Regions from separate parts of the Homo sapiens genome. Here regions 2 and 3 are each linked to region 1. Evidence: chromatin contacts called from ENCODE Hi-C or POLR2A ChIA-PET data. All regions are on one chromosome and are shown on one strand. The core of a region is the stretch at or near the end of the contact, and the rest is flanking DNA. Distances in the headings are between cores, read along the strand shown.

Evidence for each region. Hi-C counts contacts between places; a loop is a spot of excess contacts on that map. ChIA-PET counts read pairs that join two places held with the same protein, here RNA polymerase II (POLR2A). Pooled maps may share reads with other maps.
Region 2: a loop to region 1 is called in a map of naive thymus-derived CD4-positive, alpha-beta T cell, with 2.6 times the contacts of the local background. The contact joins the promoter of HSD52 here to the enhancer-like site in region 1. A Hi-C loop is called at or near these places in 7 of 168 maps with a recorded cell type or tissue (PC-9, Right ventricle myocardium inferior, heart left ventricle and 4 more), 2 of 37 single-sample maps with no recorded cell type and 16 of 50 pooled maps. POLR2A ChIA-PET finds 5 or more read pairs at or near these places in 4 of 52 experiments (B cell, WTC11, activated CD8-positive, alpha-beta memory T cell and 1 more).
Region 3: a map of naive thymus-derived CD4-positive, alpha-beta T cell shows a loop between it and region 1 (4-fold over the local background). The contact joins two enhancer-like sites. A Hi-C loop is called at or near these places in 4 of 168 maps with a recorded cell type or tissue (OCI-LY7, Right ventricle myocardium superior, naive thymus-derived CD4-positive, alpha-beta T cell and 1 more), 7 of 37 single-sample maps with no recorded cell type and 11 of 50 pooled maps. POLR2A ChIA-PET finds 5 or more read pairs at or near these places in 4 of 52 experiments (activated B cell, activated naive CD4-positive, alpha-beta T cell, common myeloid progenitor, CD34-positive and 1 more).

Annotation. Positions count from the first base shown.
Region 1 is chr1:59,045,178-59,048,342 of GRCh38, forward strand. All of the region lies in intron 2 of LINC01358 (long intergenic non-protein coding RNA 1358), which reads left to right. Among named protein-coding and RNA genes, the nearest start is that of LINC01358, 26 kb to the left of the region's middle. RefSeq lists enhancers at 478-527, 1,383-1,452. Within about 2 kb of position 1,679, at least 6 of the 41 ENCODE cell types and tissues checked have a DNase peak (open chromatin) inside an H3K27ac peak, as active enhancers do; they include B cell, where a contact is called at or near this core.
Region 2 is chr1:59,145,142-59,148,306 of GRCh38, forward strand. It overlaps HSD52 (a long non-coding RNA gene), which reads right to left and starts at 1,666. Exons shown (of 3, transcript NR_027120.1): 1 at 1,535-1,666. RefSeq lists an enhancer at 1,495-1,554 and a silencer at 1,675-1,824.
Region 3 is chr1:58,967,185-58,970,349 of GRCh38, forward strand. No RefSeq gene overlaps it. Among named protein-coding and RNA genes, the nearest start is that of LINC01358, 52 kb to the right of the region's middle. RefSeq lists an enhancer at 1,398-1,557. Within about 2 kb of position 1,552, at least 26 of the 41 ENCODE cell types and tissues checked have a DNase peak (open chromatin) inside an H3K27ac peak, as active enhancers do.

The DNA of each region.
Region 1 (3,165 bases), core at 429-2,928:
TAACTTCATTCAAGAGTTTCTTCTTCCAGGAGCTTCCCAATATGATTTGGCTGTGGGCCCCACCCAAATCTCATGTTGAATTGTGATCCCCAGAGTTGGAGGTAGACGTGGTGGGAGATGGTTGGATCATGGGGGTGGTTTCTAATGGTTTAACACTGTCTCCTAGTGTTGTTTTGTGACAGAGTTCTCACAAGATCTTGTTGTTTGAAAGTGTGTAACACCTCCTACTTCGTGCACTTTCTCTTTTCCCTTCTTCACCATGTGAAGATGTGCCTGCTTCTCCTTCACCTTCTGCCATAATTGAATGTTTCCTGAGGCCTCCCCAGCCATGCTTCCTGTATAGCCTGCAGAACGGTGAGCCAATTAAACCCATTTTCTTTATAAATTACCCAGTCTCAAGTATTTCTTTATAGCAATGTGAGAATGAACTAATACACTTCCTCTGACCCTCTCCTCCACACCCATGCTGGGGAGATGTTCTTCCGTGGGATCCCACAATCGACATCCATCTGGCTCTCTAGAATTGCACTGTTCATGTAGTGCTCACAGAGATGAAAGCTCTTTGAGAACAAGACCACACATTATCGCTTTCTTCCTCTCCTTTTCTCAAGCAGTGGTTCTTGGGGACTGCAGCATCTCACCTTCATAGAAACTCAACACTCAGACCTCACCCCAGACCTACTGAATCAGAAACTCTGAGGTTGGGGCCAGTGAGCTGTGCTTTAACAAGCCCTGCAGGTGATCCTGATGCCCGCTGAAGCCTGGGAACCATAGTCCTGAAAAAACGTCCCTGGCTCTTGTCTGTTCTGTTGTGATAGCTCCTAACTGGGCTTCCTGCTTCCTCCTCTGTCACCTTCCAATCTATTCTTCATCCTAGAGCCAGAATTATCTTTCTACAACATGGAAGGAAGGGCCCTCCTCAAGAGCCTTCAGTGGCTTCCATTTGCACCTATAATTAAATCCTGATCCCTCACCATGACCTACAGGACCCTGTGTGACCTGGCCCTGCATCTCTCCTATGCTGACCCCCTACCACCAGGCACGATGGTCTGCTTTCAGCTTCTGAGGTCAACCATCCCTTCTTGCCTCAGGCCATGTGCTGGGATGGGGAGAGGAATATGGGTGAGTCATCTTCTCCATCCTTGAGGAGGTATAGTCAACTAGGGGAGACAGATATGGACACAAATAGACATGCAGTTCATAGAAAGCAAAGTAGCAGGGCTGTGCATATGGTACAGAAACAGCAAAGACTCATTCTGTTTAGGGACTTTTGTTTTGCAGTGATTTCCAACTCTGCTTCTAAAGTTTGAAGGTGTAGTTTTTCTTATTCGAACATTCCAATACTAGGCATTCCATTGCCCTGAGCCTCAGTCCTGCTACTGCCATTCAGAAGCTATGCCCACCGTGCAGGGGCATTGGAGGGAGTACACGAGGATATACATCAAACGTGCCAAGCGGAGGGCAGGGTCTCTGCAGGGATCAGGGACTCCCATGTTTCTGGAGCAGATTCAAGTTTTGATGTTGTGGGGACTTACCCTTCCTGAGCTTCAGTGGGAAACTAAGTATCCCCTGAAAAAACTGAGGTGTTAAGGAGGAGGCTTGAGGTTGGGCCTACAGCAAAAGAAAAGTTCCCCTCCACTTTAAGAAATCTCCCTCCTGTGGGTGTGGTAGTGAATGTGAAAGTAGAATCTGCCTCCTGGCCCCTGCACTTACCAGAAGGGGCAGTGGTACTTGCAAAGGAGTTACAGAAAGAGCAGCAGCTGAACAGGAACTGGGGCCACCGGTTCTGGGAAGCTGGGGCTTTGGGGGAAGCGCCTGGCAGACCCCAGTGTTTACAAACTTCAGGAGCACCTGAACCCCAGCCTGTGTTAGGCACAGAGCAAATTGTGGTGAGCTACTGGCACAAGTCCTCTGGAGCCAGAAAGTCAAGACAGAAAGCCAGGATGACTCCTCTAGGGCCCAGGGCTCACAGTTCCCTGGACAAACAGCCTCACTGTGGCCTCTGGGAAAAGGTGGGAGGCAGAGCAGGCTGGTGGGTTAGATATTCATTCATTCATTCCCAATTTCCTCATCTGTGAAATGGGGAAAGAAATTCCTTCCACGTCTACTTGGATTGTATATAGTGGGGAAGGGTAGAGAACAGGTTGCTATGGAGACCAAATGAGATAATACATTCAGTTATTCATTTAATATACACTAAGCACCTGCTACGATAAAAATAATAATGGGCACTTATTGAGTACCTAGTGTATGCCAGGCACTATGCTAACTACTTTAATCCTCACAATCATCCTCCGAGGTAGCTGCCCTGATTTCCATTTACAGATGAGGAAACTGAGGCTCAGAGAGATGACTTGCCCAGATCACACAGCTAGTCAGTGGTGGATCTGGGATTTGAGAGCCACAGTGTTAAATGGGGCTCAAGTCTCAGCTCCTGTACTAGAGTCAGGGATCTGCAAGGTCAGGAATTATCATTTATCAATCTCTGAATCTTCGGTGCTTAGGCCACGGCCCAGCACATAACAGCTGCTCACTAAATGTGGGTAGGCCTCTTGCATATCTACAAGACAAGGTGAGATGAAACAGTCTGGTGGGGAAGTCAGGGAAGCAAACCAGCAGCAGGTAATGTAACAGGATCTATAGCAGATGTGCCTTCAGAGAGCTCCCTGAGGTTTGTGCTGGGTCACACTGTGTACCAATCAGGGTCCCAACAGTCTGACAGCTCCCAGGAAATAGCAGATTTCAAGGAGGGATTATATGCAAAGGTGCAGATATAGAAGAATCACAAAAGAGAGAGTAGGCACTTAATAGCTCCTGAACTGTTCTCACAACTCTTAATAGCTGCTGAACTGTCCTGCAGAGTTGCTTTCCTCAGGAGGAGCAGTGAGGAACATGGCCAGTTCAGTGACGTTGCAAACAGTGTATCAAAGGAATATCATACTCTCTCCCTTCCTCTTTTCCCTCCCTCTGGTCTCCTGTGGCTCCCTGTTGGCCAAACCCAACTAGAAACAGAAGGTTCAAGAACCCACCAATTCAATCCCCATAGATCAACCTCTTGAATACAGAGCAGATGAGGAAAGGTAATGTATGGATCTAGAGGGGCAAATGAAAGGTATTCTGCATGGACCGTGATATAGTGTGGATGTGTGTCCCTACCCAAATTTC
Region 2 (3,165 bases), core at 416-2,915, 100 kb after region 1:
GAGACCTAATCAATAACACACAGCAGCACCAAATTCCTAGTTCAGTGCTCAAAAGTTTAAACCCCAAAAGCCATTCAACTCCTCCTCCCTCCCCTCTGTCTTCTTTATGACCTGGCCTTGTAGGGTAATGGGAATGAGCATGGAAGACAGTCAAGCTGGGATCTGAATCCTGGACATAGAATTTACCAGTTGTAAGCACTTGGACAAGTTGCTCTTTGTGTCTCAGCCTCAGTTTTCATAGCTATAAAATTGTTATATAACATTGTTTTTTTTTTTTCTTTTTTTTTTTTTTTTTGAGACGGAGTCTCGCTGTGTCGCCCAGGCTGGAGTGCAGTGGCGGGATCTCGGCTCACTGCAAGCTCCACCTCCTGGGTTCACGCCATTCTCCTGCCTCAGCCTCCTGAGTAGCTGGGACTACAGGTGCCCGCCACCACGCCTGGCTAATTTTTTGTATTTTTAGTAGAGACGGAGTTTCACCGTGTTAGCCAGGATGGTCTTGATCTCCTGACCTCGTGATCCGCCCATCTCGGCCTCCCAAAGTGCTGAGATTACAGGCGTGAGCCACCACACCCGGCCTATAACATTGTTATATACTATTATTCAACTTGAGGGGGGAATTGAAAAGGTTAAATGAGGTAATGTCCATCATTCTATGTCATTACTTTGTTTTAATTTCTTCCTAGCATTGAACACTACTTATGATTATTTTATTTGTTCATGAGTTTACTGACTTTCTACCTTTGTCTTTCCATAGCTGTTCTCCAAGTGTCTAGAATTGCAGTGATTAGCACAGTGGCCACTAGCCAATGTGGCTATTAAGCATTTGAAATGTTCCTAGCAGGAACTGAGATGTGCTGGAAGTGTAACATACACACAAAGTTTCAAAGACACAGCATTAAAAAAAAAGTAAATGTAAAATATTTTATTGATAATTTTTATATTGATCACATATTGAAATAATATTTAGGGCATATTGGGTTAAATTATTAAAATTACTTTTACCTATGTCTTTTCACTTTCTTTAATGTGGCTGCTAGAAAATTTAAAATGTCGTATGTAGTTAATATTATTGCCATCGACCAGTGCTAGTCATGAACAATGCTGGCACATACTAGGTGCTCAATAAATAGTTGAACGACTGAATATTTTTCTTTGAATGAGTGAGTGGCACAAAAGTGAAAGTATGTGAATAATAGTTTATCTCAAGTAGGCGACCTCCATAGGATAAAGCTGTCTGCTTTAGGTTAATAAACTAATTCTGGTTGAGGTGTTAATAGCTGATAACAGCTTAACTTGTTGGCATGAGTCAAGGTAAGATGTACATTTTAATTGCAACTCTCTAGAAGTCAGATAAAAGTAGGCTTTTTAATTCTACTGTGAGGTCTTCCAGAAGCAAGGTTCCTTTAGATTAAATTAAAAAAAAAAAAAAAAAGAAGAGGAGGGAGGGGACAAATGCTGAGAATGGGGATGGAACAGAGGATGGAGGGAGATGCGGAGAAACTTCAGAGCGGCAGGTGCCTTCGTTTCCCGTTACCTGCTGAGTCTAGTCCCTTCCAGGGCACACAGTGGGCGCTTAGTAACTGTAGAAAGAAGTCGAACGAAATCGGAAGGGGGAGAGGCAGAGGCCACAATCAAGACACGGAAACGACAGTCAGTCGAGGCAGCAGAGAGGGTTTCACGCGGGCCAGCGGAGGCGCAGGGCAGTTGAGAAGGGAACTTGCCACGGGGCGGAGGGGCCGCGCTCCCCACCAGCGCGGCGCGGGGGCGCTAGGCCAGGGACCGCCGGGCCAGGGACCGCCGGCTGCGAGCAGCGGGAACGGACCTGCCCCGGGTCGCAGCGGTTTTTCCCGGGCGGGGCTGAGGCTGCAGGGAGGCGGGCGTTCCGGCGGAGGGTCACGGCCTCGCCGCCGGGACTTTCCTGGGGTGGAGGTGTGAGCACGTAGGAGCCCTGGCCTTTCCAACTTCCCAGGTCAGACTGGGGCTGGGACCACCCTGCGCGGCCTTGGATGCAGGGAACCAACCCAGTGCTAGTCCGCCCTCGCGGGGACCTGTCCTCTCGCCTGACCTATGAAGTCCGTCCCTGCCTCCAAGGCTCCAACAAAGTCCTTCTTTCCCCCAGAGTAGCAGTTCTCAAACTTGAGTGCATCAGCATCACCCAGAGGCTGTATTCAAACACGTTGCTGGCTCCCTCCACGGTTTCTGATTCTGTGGGTTTAGGGTGGTGATGCTGATTCCTCTGGTCAAAGGACCATCCCTGGAGAGCCACTGCCCTTTAGGTAACGATTTTCCCCTCATTTTTCTTCTGAACTCGGTCAGCACCTTGTTCAGCCTCCCACTGAGCCTGGAACCCTTGACAGCTGGGGAAACAAGTGCGTTGCTGCTAAGCCAGGAGGGCACCTAGGAATCCCAGCTTCCAATCCAGGGCGTTTTCCTCTGCATTCACTGCTTCTTTTACTCTCTTGGGAGCCTATGTGTGGGATCCAGAACAGGGCAGAACCCTGAGTAGTAAACGCTGAACGGGAAGCGAGGTTAGTTAAATCCAACTGCAGGAGAGGAAAAAAGAGTCCTTTTCTTCCGGAGAGGAGAGGGTACACAGAGGATGCCTGTCCACTGACCAAACCTGCCCTGAGCATCACCATTGACGCTTTCGTTCATTCAAAAAACAAAGTTAATTCAGCAGGTGCTCTATGCCAGGCACTGACTTGGTATGGGGGATAATGAAGGAAATAAAACCGAGATCCCTGTCTTTGGAGAACATACTTCCTAATAGGGAGATTAACAGTAAACACAATAAAAGGTAAATCAATGAATATGTTAGAAGGTAGTAACAGTTACAAAAAGAAAAACAAGAGTAGGGTAAAGGAGTGCAATTGGAGTTGCAATTCTAAATAAGATGGGCAGGTAGGCCTTATTGATGAGGTGAGTTAAGATATTAAGCCATAGGATAGCTAGGGGAAGAGCGTTTCCAACAGGGGGAACAGCCAGCGCGAAGGTCCCGAGTCAGGAGCATGCCTGATGTGTTTGAGGCTCATCAAACGGGCCATTGTAACTGGAGTAGGGGCAGGGATGGGGAAGAAGCTGAGTAGGAGATGAGGCCAGAGAGGTAAAAGGGCGGGCAGGAAGATGTTAGAGGTCTGGCCCAGCCATTGTTAAAGGATTGACTTT
Region 3 (3,165 bases), core at 302-2,801, 78 kb before region 1:
ATTCAATCCACCAGCAACCTGGGCAGTAGGTTCTCATCTCGCAATGTGGAAACCAAGGCCCAGAGGAGTGGCTGCCCAGCTTGTGAGTGACAGAGCCTGACTCAAACCCAGGTCTCCCTGTTTATTACAGAGGCAAATCAAGAAACATGCTGTCAGAAGAATGGGCCAAGGCTACTGAGGAAACTGGGCCTAGAAAGGTTAATTTGGATAATAACAAACAATTACAAATGGACAATAATGATATCTAGCTTCACACACTTTGTTGATGCCAACTGTCACCCACTGCTACAGCAGAGGGGCATGCTCCTGAGGCTGGGTTCCTCACTATTAGCTGTGGGACTGCACATGCACTTTACACTGCCTACTCAGGTTAAACATTACCTCCTCTAAGAAGCCCTCCTGGACCTCGCAAGTCCTGGATAGGTACACATGTATTTGCCTACAGAGGCCCTTGTAGTTGCCTCTACATACTTACATATGAGTGTATATAAATATACCTTACACTCTCTCTTTCTTCGTATGTATGGGATACATATACACATACATATATAGATATATACATACACATATACACATACAATATACATACATATATATGTATATATATGTGTGTATATATATAGTATATATGTATATTGTATGTGTATATACCTAACTAAAGCCTCAAGACTTCTGTTGACACCTCAAAGAGGGCTTGAGAGCTGTCCTCTATGCTGAAGACTGCAGAGAGGTGGAGGGTATAGACTTGTTTTCAGTGTTCTTGAGGGGGAAGGCCCAATAGGTGAAAGCTGCAGAGACATCAATTTTGATTCAGCCCAAGGAAAAACTTTCTAGTAGCGAGAATTTCCCCAGGATGCAGCAGGCTCCCTGGGGGAGCCTATGAGCGTGGGCTGGGAGAGGCAACTATGGAGAAGGCTACACTTTAAGTGGTGTAGGGAGGAGTGGGAACTGGATCCCTCTAATGGGGTCTTCTAGTTTTGTGATTGGGGGCTCTTTTACCATAAAAAAAACTATTATTTATTAACCTTCTATGAAGCGCTTATCTCCTTACAAACATGAATTCATTCAACCTCACATTGGCCCTGCAAGGTAGATATTATCCAGTTCATGGATAAGGAAATGAGGCTCAGAGAAGTGGGGTAGCTTGCTCATTAGAAATTGGCATAGAAACATGAGCTGCATCTCACACTAGAACTCCGTAGAATAAACCAGCTGCCCCCACTTTCCTCCAGCAGTTAGGTTCATACAAGTTTTACCCATGTCAGCAGCACAACAGAGTTCATTTGGTTTTGTTTTCATGTTCCTTTACTTCCTCTCCAGTATCTCTACCTTTTTCATGCTGAAAGTTGGCCAGCAGTCCAGACCATCAGATCTAATCTGCTCTGGGGGAGTAGGGGCCTGGCCTGGTTCACAGGCAGTCCCCAGACTGGGTGGTGCCTCCTGAACCCTCTTTATTCCTTCTAGAAGGAATCCACTGTTTACTACCTTGTTCCTGGACCTCTAGACACATTTATAAAGCCACAGAACCTGGGAGGGGTAAGGAGGTTACATGAAGCGTGGCAGCTACAGCTGACAGAAGGTTTCAGAAAGTCCTGTCGCTTCAGTTTCAAGTCTGATGAAAGAAAAAAAAAAAAAAAAAAAAGCTAAGCAAAGCCCAACGAGGCTGCCTGCCAGGAGTCTGTGAAACATGGCCCAGGCCAAAGCCAGTGTCAGCCAAGAGGGAAATTACAGGCCTTAAATGGCAGACAAGTCTGCAAAAGCCTCCTAGAGTTGTGTTTGGCAAATGTTTGTTTGCATACATGTTTGTTTGTGTGGATGTGTTTTTCAGCATGTATTTTTTTTTTTAGTTATGTATTTAGCTCTAAGATCGTTTTTAAAAACAATGTCAAAATTGTACTTTAAAATAATTTATTCCTGGTGAATATTTGGAGCAATTCCATTCAGTTTAGTTCAAGTCAGCAACTATTTACTGACAGTCTATTCCATGCCAGGCACTGAGATTGGCACTGGGCATCCTGGGTTGCTAAAGGGGCTGCCCCATTCTGAGCTAGCTCAGTGGCTGCTGTAGAAAAAAGTCAGCCCAAATGCCCATCAATGATAGACTAGATAAAGAAAATATGGTACATATACACCATGGAATACTATGCAGCCATAAAAAGGAATGAGATTATGTCCTTTGCAGGGACATGGATGAAGCTGGAAGCCATTATCCTCAGCAAACTAACACAGGAACAGAAAACCAAACACCACATGTTCTCACTCATAAGTGGGAGCTGAACAATGAGAACACATGGACACAGGGAGGGGAACAACACACACTGGGGCCTGTTGGGGGAGGGGAGTGGGGAAAGCATTAGAGAAAAGAGCTAATGCATGCTAGGGTTAACACCTAGGTGAAGGGTTGATAGGTACCACAAACCACTGTGATACACATTTACTTATGCAACAAACCTGCACATCCTGCACTTATACCCCAGAACTTAAAAGATAAAAAAATTAAAAAATTAAAGCAAACAACAAACAAACAAACAAAAGTGATAATCAGGTGAGAGAATGAGGAAGAGGAATATTGTTTTCTAAATGAATATAATAGTTGGCTTTATTTTACAGTAAACATGTAGTTTCAAAAATATTAAAAACAAAGCACAGACAACTTGACAAATTACCATTTGTTCCACCACCTAGAATTAACTAATTTTTATATTTGTCATATTTGAATTATACATTTGTATGTGTATAAAAATTTTTAAAGTGTTATTAATAAAGCTGTGGTTCTCCTCCAAGAAAAAAGAGAAAAAGACACATGCATGGAAAAGAATCCCAGAGGACCCTTGGGCCCAGATCATTTCAGTCCGGTGTGGCTGGGACAAAAGAGGGAGAAGCCTTAGTTCTTGGGGGAGAAGGAGTCAAGTAGGACTTTACAGGCATACAAAGGTCTGGAGGGGGCCCTTCCAGGTACAGGAAAGAAACCTAGGGGAGCTCATCTGAAGGTCAGGGATGGATGACTTGCTCAAGGTCCCACAGCTAGAAACTGGCAGCCTGAAGATTTGAACTCAGGTCTGTCACATTCTTCTCCACCCCAGCAAATAAACCTGAAGGTGAAAGCTGTGTGATTTGGCTGGAGGGCTATGTCCAGCCTCTTTAAATCCTTCCCATCCCTTAAGG